2 separate regions of the Homo sapiens genome follow, and region 2 is linked to region 1. A link is a contact called in ENCODE Hi-C or POLR2A ChIA-PET data. All regions are on one chromosome and are shown on one strand. The core of a region is the stretch at or near the end of the contact, and the rest is flanking DNA. Distances in the headings are between cores, read along the strand shown.

What was found. A loop is a pair of places that touch in the nucleus more often than their neighbours do. ChIA-PET counts read pairs that join two places held with the same protein, here RNA polymerase II (POLR2A). Pooled maps may share reads with other maps.
Region 2: a loop to region 1 is called in a map of right lobe of liver, with 6 times the contacts of the local background. The contact joins two enhancer-like sites. A Hi-C loop is called at or near these places in 128 of 168 maps with a recorded cell type or tissue (A673, B cell, CD4-positive, alpha-beta T cell and 73 more), 37 of 37 single-sample maps with no recorded cell type and 48 of 50 pooled maps. POLR2A ChIA-PET finds 5 or more read pairs at or near these places in 32 of 52 experiments (A549, AG04449, AG04450 and 28 more).

Annotation. Positions count from the first base shown.
Region 1 is chr22:46,007,912-46,012,330 of GRCh38, forward strand. It overlaps the pseudogene LOC730668. Among named protein-coding and RNA genes, the nearest start is that of WNT7B, 33 kb to the left of the region's middle. Within about 2 kb of position 2,365, at least 3 of the 41 ENCODE cell types and tissues checked have a DNase peak (open chromatin) inside an H3K27ac peak, as active enhancers do; they include uterus, where a contact is called at or near this core.
Region 2 is chr22:46,107,453-46,112,049 of GRCh38, forward strand. LOC124905135 (collagen alpha-1(III) chain-like) reads left to right here. Exons shown (of 2, transcript XM_047441696.1): 2 at 1-4,597. MIRLET7BHG (MIRLET7B host gene) reads left to right here. Exons shown (of 5, transcript NR_110479.1): 4 at 1,815-1,901; 5 at 2,312-4,597. Among named protein-coding and RNA genes, the nearest start is that of MIRLET7A3, 3.0 kb to the right of the region's middle. RefSeq lists an enhancer at 3,325-3,858. Within about 2 kb of position 1,864, at least 17 of the 41 ENCODE cell types and tissues checked have a DNase peak (open chromatin) inside an H3K27ac peak, as active enhancers do; they include uterus, where a contact is called at or near this core.

The DNA.
Region 1 (4,419 bases), core at 1,115-3,614:
CGGCAGCCATCTTCCCGGGGAGCTGGGGCCTGGCCAGCAGCGTTTCCCAGTGGCCTCCTCCTGTGCTCCGAGCTGCATTACCTCATCGGGAAGCCATTCCAGAAAGGAGCTGCGGAGCCCCTGGGAGTGGGAGTGGGGAGAGCTGCGTCAGCGCCCTCCTGGCAGCCTCGGTGCCAGACGAGGGCAGGCGTCACGCCTCCGGGTGTCTGCCTGCCGAGCGACTGCTGGGAGAGCAGCTGGCTTTTGTCAGCGTTTCGGGGTGACCGGGCTGGGCTGCAGCAGGCAGGTGGCGTGGCACGGCCCATGGCCGGCCAGCTACCAGGTGGGCAGAGGATCTATTTCAAGAGCCGGAACCAAATGGCCAGGCATGAGGGGAAGCCAGGTGCAAACTCAGTGGCAGAGACCAAGCCCTGACCCCGCAGTCCCAGGCCTCAGTTTCCCCTCAGGCCAGCCCTCCTCCCAGCACCTGTCCTCTGCTTCCTATAGCCACAAAGAGCACCAGACACGAGTGAGCAGGTGACTACACTCCCTGCTGCCCGCTGGTGTAAGCCAGAGGCCCTGCCACCCACAGCTGGCCTCCAGAGGCCTTTCTGGACCACAGGGTCAGGGCTGAGAGGGGTGGGGGTGGCAGGGGCAGCTGAGGTGCTGGAGAGGGAGGACAAGCTTCCTGCCTGTGGAGGAGACAAGGGCAGCTCCCAACCCTGCTCCTAGCCTTCCTGCCAAGTTTGGATTCCAGAAACACCTCTTGGTGCCTCAGTTTTCTCATCTGTTTTGTGTGTGTGTGTGTGTGTGTGTGTGTGTTTTGTAGATAGGGTCTTTCTCTGTCACCCAGGCTGGAGTGCTGTGGTGCGATCATGGCTCACTGCAACCTCTACCTCCTGGGCTCAAGCAATCCTCCCGCCTCAGTCTCTCGAGTAGCTGGGACCACAGGTGCACACCACCATGCCTGGCTAATTTTTGTTTGTTGGTTCATTTTTGTAGCGACAGGGTCTCCCTATGTTGCCCATACTGGTCTCAAACTCAGCTCAAGTGATCTGCCCGCCTCAGCTTCCCAAAGTGCTGGGATTACAGGCATGAGCCACTGCGCCCAGCCCGGCTTTCTCATCTGTAAAATGGGTTGACAATGCCCACCCAGATAATGGTTGAAAGGACTCGTGAAACCACGTAGGAGGCACAGGCAGACAGGCACTTGTGGGGGTCCATGAATGAGCCTCAGTGCCAGCTCCCCCAGGCCAGCTTCCAGCCTTCACACTGTCTGGGCCAGAGGAGTCTTCCTAAAACAGAGGACTGTGTGGAGCACTTCTCCACAGAGAAGCCTCTTGCCTCAAGTCAGTGACACTGTCCTCCAGCCCCACCCAACTGTACATGTGCCCAAGCTCATCATACTTTTCCTCAAACCCTGTCTGTCAGGAAAACTCCTACTCACCCCGCAAAACTCCATGTGAGATGCCCACTCGCTCATCTAAAATGCCTCACAGGATTACTCTAAGAACCAAAGAAGAATATACATGTGTGAACACATGGGCATGGTTGCCAAGTGAGGGGCATCACATTCATGACTGTCCCCATTACTTATTAGAGCAACCATAACCAAGAATGCAGCGGTGGGCAGGAAGTGTTACTGGGGATAGGAATTAGCAGGAAGTTTTTCTGGCTTGGAATTTAAGCCCAACTTTGGCAGATGGCAGAATTTTCAGAGAGGAAAGGAGGAAATTGGAGGCTAGTGTGGCAGTGTTAAATATGGCTGCAAAGTCCTTGGTCCTTCTCCCATTGAAGCGTGGGCCCTATGGCCTCTCCTCTTGAATCCAGGTGGGCTTGTGACTACTTCAGCCAAGACAATGCGGCAGAAGTGTTGTTGGGTAACTTCCAAGGCTCACTCATAAAAGACCATATGGCTTATAACTTGGAGTCCTAAGTTGCCATCTAAGAAGGAAGTTCAACAACCTGAGACTTCCATGCTGTGAGGAAGCCCAAGCTCCATGAGGAGTCACATGGGGGTGCACTGGTTGACAGTTCCAGCCTTCCAGCCAGCCCAGCCCAGGCACCAGCCATGCGAATGCAGAAGCCATCTTGGAAGTGGATCCACCAGCAGCAGGTGTCCCGGCCCCCAGCCATTTGAGTTGTCTCGGGTGAGCCACTGAACCACACAGAGTAGAGTGGAGTTGTCCCTACTGTGCCCTTTCAGGACAGAATTCCTGAGCGTAATAAAGTGGCTGTAGTTTTAGTCACTGTTTTGGGGCTGTTTGTTATGCAGCACTAATTAACTAGAACAGGTGAGAAGATCAGAACTTCCTGGTGCTTAAAGCCAGCCACACAGCCCCTCGAAGCAAGATTGTCTTAATCTGGAAGTCAGTCCCAAGAACAGGTTCTCCCCAGTGCTCTCAGCATTCCCCACCCCAGCCTGGCCCATAAGCAGTGCTTGGGGCATGCGGGGTTGCTGGAGCACTCCCAAGCCACTCCCAACACCTGGAAGGAGCCTCCCCTCCTCAGGATTCTCAGCGGCGTTTGCAGCTTGGATGACTGTGGACCCAGAAGCTCTGGGGAGTTATCCAGGTTCTATGTGGCATGAGTATCCCTCTGTGCCTCAGTTTTCCACCCATGGAATAGGGCACGAAACTCATAATCTCTCTGATCCCTCTCGGCTCCTACCCCACCTTCCTGGAGGCCTTGTTCATTCTCATGTGTGTCTCCCCCACATCCTCTTACCCATGTGACTCTGCCTGCCATGAAAGCAGGAGTCATGACTGCAGTCTCACGGTTGAATGTTCTGCACCTGGCACCCAGCCTAGGCCAGAGGATGGATGCCACACCACTGGTGTTTTCTGAATGAATCAATGAGTCAGTCAATAAATGGAGTGAATGAATGAACAAAAGAAAGAACTCTTTCTATACTCACTCGATCCATTAATGTCCCCTCCCATACAATAAAGATTCCCTTATAGCAGCCCTAGGAGTCTACCCTTGCATGCCTCACATGACAGGGAACTCACCACCTTTCAAGATAGCCTATTTCCTGTTGGGGCAACTCAGGTCAGAGAGTATTTCCCTGAGCTGGCCTCATCCCTGGCCCCTCCCCAGGAGAGTGGCTGGGGGAAGGAGTGCCGGGGGGCAGAGGAAGGAGCCCTCAGTCCCCATGGTCCACAGAGCTTGCGTCTGGTGAGTGCTGAGAGCAGGTGGAGGGACTCCAGAGCTCCAGAAACCCCTTGGCTCTCTCTGTGCTGGGCCCAGCTGAAGTCCCAGGGTGGGCGGGGGCAAGACAGTGAGTCCTGCTCTGCCCAGGGCCCAGCTGGGATAGGGCCAGCGCACCAGGAGGTCCACAGAGGCAGAGAAAGCAACCGAGCGGGAGCGGAGCTGGGGCAGGACAGGTGGTCTGTGCTGTTTCCATGGCTCCGGTGCCTCTGCCTGCCTCACTGGCCTGGGAAAAACAAGCCGGGCACTGAGCAAACAGCGCCTGTGACCGCCCCGGACAAAGGCTGGGCTGTTTAGGCAACCGGACGGCCAAATGGGCCTCCCTGGCGGAACACCGGTTTAGACTGGGCCCGTCGGGGCTGAGTTGCCAGGCCCCACAGCCTGTCCCTTGGGTCTCTGGGGAACAAGCTGGGGCTGGCGGTGGGGACAGGGAGTGGAGGGGAGAGGCTGGGAGGGCCGGGGCAGGCACTACCCCAGTTCTGCCCTCTGGCACCCAGTTCCCTTGCCCAGCCATTCAGGAGAATGAAGACAGCAGGATCTCAGCGGATAAAGGAATAGGGTTTCTCTGTCCAGCCACAGTGACTGGGGCTCAGCAGCAACATATCCCGTGGGACTTCCACCCTCCCAAGGGGCACCCCCAAAGAGTGACCAGTCCTGGGCCCATGTGTGAAGGGTATTTTTGCTGCTACTGTGGACAGATGCTGTCTTCGGCCCCAAGCCAGGCAAACCCAGAATGCCAGAGTGCAGTGCGGGAGGCGGTCCTCCCCCAGGGAGGGATGGGGCTGGGGACAAAAGCCCTCCACAGGGGCAACTCAGAGGCCTGCCCTCCCGGCTCAGGCTCCCGAGACAGAGCCCAGGGCCAGGCGGTGGCTGACTCCACTAGCGGAGTGCCCTGGACTGGCCGAGGCCCTCCCTCCCGGGGCCACTCACATGAATCTTTGCTTCAGGGCCGGCTTCTGGGGAGACCCAGAGCACGACAGGAGCTCATAGACAGGCCTCTGCGGGTGCGTGGGTTACAATGGCGTCTGCGGTCCTGGAACTCAGAGGCAGAGGAGGCGGGACCCTGTCATCCCAATCACTGTGATTCAGCAGCATGGGAAGCCAAGGGGCACTGAGGCTAGAAGGACCCAGAGCTGAGGGACACTGGGCTGGCCTGCAGGGGAGAGGCTCTGATTTTAAGGAGAAAGGAGATAAGGATGGGGCCCAGGGCAAGGGGTGCCATCTACAGAG
Region 2 (4,597 bases), core at 614-3,113, 99 kb after region 1:
GTCCTGGCTGGCCCGGCCCCTCCCCCGCCTGGGCCTGCCGGGCACCCTGCCCACGGGCAGACACCGTGGGGCCGGGGCAGCGCCCGGGAGGTGGCAGCTGGCAGATGGCAGAGCGCCTGCCGACTGCTCACTCCCCGTCAGCTCTGCTCAAGGAGCACCGTTTACGCTGCATGGCCCTCCCAGCCCTCATCCAGGCTGGCTGCGAAGGGTTTCTCTGGTCTGTCTCAGGAAGCCTCCTGAGAAAGGGGAGATTCCTGCTGTCTCCCCAGGCCTGAGCCCCATGCTCACCCCCAGGGCTGCCAGGTAGGTGGGCCTGGAGATCACCCCCGCACACACCCCACAACACGTGCAACTGGCCTTCTCCCCACCAGCTCAGAAATGGCTCCATGAGTGGGTCACGAAGCTGAAACATCAGTCTTTCCCCACCCCACACCCCAGAAAGCCCTGGTTGTCGGCTGGAGTTCTCCTGATTGCGTGCAGATCCTCCTGCGGTGGGGGTGGAGCCCGCTGAGGTCACAGCATCTGTGTCCTGGTCCTGTGGAGCACAGCAGGGTTGGGTGTGCAGGAAATGTGTCCATACACCCTCCTCAGAGTCCCCCGGAGCGGGCACTGCCACATTCAGGCTCCCTGACCACTGCAGGCCTGGGTGGTCCAGATGCGAGTCCTAGAGCCTTGCGGGCAGAGCTGGGACTCACCAGGGAACACAGGGCCCTCAGGGGAAAGGAGCAGGAAAAAGCAGGGTGGTTGTGCCTGGCAGAGGGACAGGCCAGGGCAATGCTGGGAGCAGAGGCCTGCCCGGGACACTTGCTGCTCTGGGAGGCTGGAGGGGGAGCCCGGGCTGCGGGCATGCTGGGGAGGGGCAGAGACAGTAGAGAGGGTGTCAACAGTGGTAGACGGCCTAGCTGGCTGGGAGCGTGGGCAGGGCTGGTGCTCAGGGAGGAGGAGGGAAGGGCACCCCCCACCCAGTGTCCCCACAGGCCCCTCAATAGCCTGGTGGGTGACTCTCCCGGTCCCCAGCAGGGCTGCTCTTGCTCGAGGTCACACGGTACAGGGCTGCAGGGAACCACGGTATGTCTGCTCCCATCCAGCGTCTTGGGCTCAGCCCCGGGGACCCACATCCCTTCCTGCCTGGATGCACCTCCCTGGCCTTTGCACCCCGTGCGCACCCTGCAAGGGCACTCCTGCCAGAATGGGCTGGCGTGAGGTGAAGTTTTCATTCACTGGACAAGACCTTGCCGAAGCCCTGCAGCCCCAGACTGGATGCTGTGGGCCCCTCCCGGGGGTTTCCGCTCGTGGGAGAACCCCAAGCCTTCCTCGTCCTGGGTCCCAGGGGAAGCCACAGCCCCCCTGGACCCTCAGCATCCTCCTCGGTGCAATGGGGGCTTAACCCCTCCCTCCATAGTCCAGCCACCTGCTGACAGGCCAGGCACCCGGGAAAGCAGCACCAGGCTGTCCCCCCTGTGCATCCTGCTGCCCTCCTCTGGGCCCTAGAGCATCCAGGCACCAGCCTGGCAGGGCACAGGCTTCCCAGCAGGGGGACATGACCACTGACCACTCAAGGACAGGCTTGGGTCTTGGTCCCCTCTGACCTGGCATTGTCCAACACAGGGCTGGCCACGGAGGCCATTCCACATTCCATCCAGGCCCTTACAGGGGTGGGTGAGCCACTAGGCGAGAGACGGGCCAGGCTGGAGTGTCGGTTCTGGTGCGGGACGGCTGGGCAAGGCCCAAGGTCACAAAGGGGTTCAGAGCTGGGTAAGGCCACGTCTCTTCCAGAGCTGACACTTGTCACTTTTGTTTTTAAAACCCAACAGGTCAAGAAGTGGCGCTGACCTGGAGCCCCTGCCTGGGGCTGGCCTTCCTCACAGTGAGCTGGGCCTCCTGCCATCCTGGCTCTGGAGGTAGGAGGAGCCGTGGGAGGTCTGATAGGGAGGGAGGGCTATCTCAGAGCCAGGCCACTCCCGGTCCTCTCCAGGCCCCACCCTCAGGCACAGAGGTCCTTAGGTGGGGACTTGATGGTCTCACAGCCAAACCTTCGCCCAGGCTGTGGCCTCCCCTGAAGCCATGTCTCTTCTTGTCTTCCCGCCACTCTTCCAGCAAGCTCCCCCCGTTGGCCCACCTCATCTGCCCACTGTGCACTTGGGGCATGGTGATCTTTGACCCTGGTGGTGCACCCCTCAGGCTGGACAGGGCCTGAAGGAGCCGTGGTTCATTGCAGGGCGTCTGAGTGGAAGAGGCTCAGCCTCACCTCCACACCCTGAAGACTCACTCTCTGGCCCTGGGCTCTGTTGTGTGCACCGCCTGTCTGCAGGGCCCAGCCTGCCTCGAGCACTCCCTGGGGACAGAAGCTCCTGCGCTGGCCTCTCCTGTCACCTAGCCACCGGGCATCCTGGAGTGCAGCCCTCATGCCCCGAGGCCACCTGCCATCGCCCAGGATGACTCAAGATGCCACCTGGGTAAGTCTAGCCCAGAACGAGAAAGGCCGAATGAGGGAAACTGAGTCACATCTGCTTCTCCCAGGTGGGGCTGGGGGCCCAGGGGGAGGGCACTTGTGGTGACGACCAGGGTGGACTAGGGGCCTGTCTCCCATTCTGTCTCTGCCACACGTTATAGAGCCCGACCTGTGGGCTGGGTCCCCCCATGGTGAGCACTGTAGGCTCTAGGAGGCTGAAGTCCTGGCCTGGGGGACCTGTGGGGGCCAGGCTGGGGCCATTGGAATCAGTATGGTGGTCCCCACCTGCACTCCAGCTCCGATGGCTGATGACGGGGGCCCTGGCAGCTGACCCCTTGCCTCAGTGGGGAGACCACGGCTCACGAGGGCATGAGACCTGCCCAGAGCATAGCCCAGAGGCCGGCCTGGATTCTCACAGCTCCGCCCACTGGGCTGTCCTGCCCCACCCCCTTTTTAGCCTGCTGGGACCATGAGTCAGAACCCAGTAGGTGTGAGGGGACCCAGCCAGCCCAGGTGGCCAGTCCAGCCTGAGGGGGTGGGGGTCTCAGAGATTAAGTCAGGAGCCCAGAGTGCGTGCTTAGGGTGCAACCCACCCCACAGCCTCCCCCAAGGCACCTCCCGGGGGTGCAGATGGGGGCAGACGCAGGGACACTCAGGGTGGACCACCTGACTGGGAGCTGATCATGAGGTGTGCGACAGCCTGAGTCAGCCTCAGCTCAGAGGAGCTGGGATGGCCTTGATCTTCCCCCTCCGGCCACTCACCACAGCTGGGAGGGTCCAAGGAGACCCTCAGCCACTGTCCCTTCAGCCCTCACCCCACCCTGGCTGGCTCTGCCCGGACAGTCCTTAGGGACATCTTGGTCCTGCCCACCAGCCAGGGGACCCAGAATTGGAGCAGGGGAGCAGGACCCCCAGACCCTCTCATACCGCTTTTGTTCTGAGGCCTTGAGGGAACACGGGGTCTTCGCGACCCCAGGCGAGATGATGCTGGGACAGAGGAGGGTCGGGCTGCATCGGGGCCCTCCTGGTCCCCACTCCTGGGTGAGTCAGCATCTCAGTCTCCAGTTCTGGGTGGGCGGCACCAGGTGTGAGCCTCAGCGGTCTCCTTGCTGGCTAAGGACCTGGGATTTGCTCCAGTGCCCCTCGGGAGGGAGTAGGACACGTGCCCAGAGAGCAAGCAGACCCCCTCCCCGACCAACTTCTGAGAGCAAAGACACCTAGAGCTAGAGATTCAGCACCCCCTGAGCCTCAGTTTCTCCACTATGAAGTGGGATCCGTGATCTCAGCCTTACCAGGGCTGTGAGGATTAAATGGTCCAGCCCAGCCTGGGGCCTGCCTGGAGTAGGCAGCCTGCTCAGGATGGGCTGTGGAAGGAGGGCTGGGGTAGACCTTTCAAGTCCACTTGGGCATGGGGAGCTGAGAGCTAGCATGCCGTTTAACTTGGCAGGAAGCAGGCCGGGCGCAGTGGCTCATGCCTGTAATCCCAGCACTTTGGGAGGCTGAGGCGGGCGGATCACGAGGTCAGGAGATCAACACCATCCTGGCTAACACGGTGAAACCCCCTGTCTACTAAAAATACAAAAAATCAGCCGGGCGTAGTGGCGGGCGCCTGTAGTCCCAGCTACTCGGGAGGCTGAGGCAGGAGAATGGCGTGAACCCAGGAGGCGGAGCTTGCAGTGAGCCGAGATCGCGCCACTGCACTCCAGCCTGGGGGACAGAGTGAGACTCCATCTCAAAAAAAAAAAAAAAAAAAAAAAAAAAAGCTTGGCAGGGAGCAGGACATTTGGACCTCACTCTGCTGCCCCCTTGGCTGTGTGACATCCAGGTCACGTTGCCTCTCTGGGCCTCGGTCTCCTCACCTGTTTAAGAGGGGTTGACAGTCGTATCTGCCCCCTCAGCTTTTCCCCAGGAAGGTGGTAGCCACAATTAGCATTTGTTGAGGCTGACCCTGCACCAGGCCCAGGATAGGCGGGGCTTAGGGAGGCCCGTCTCTCGCCACGTTCCCCTGCTAGGGGAGCCCCGAGGCCCTCTCAGTGTCATCCTCATGCTACACTCTGTCCCAGCCCTGTGCGTCCCAAGCTAGGGCACTGAGTGTGCCAGCACCCGCAGGGACAGGCACTGGACCCTGGGTGGACCTGAGGGTCT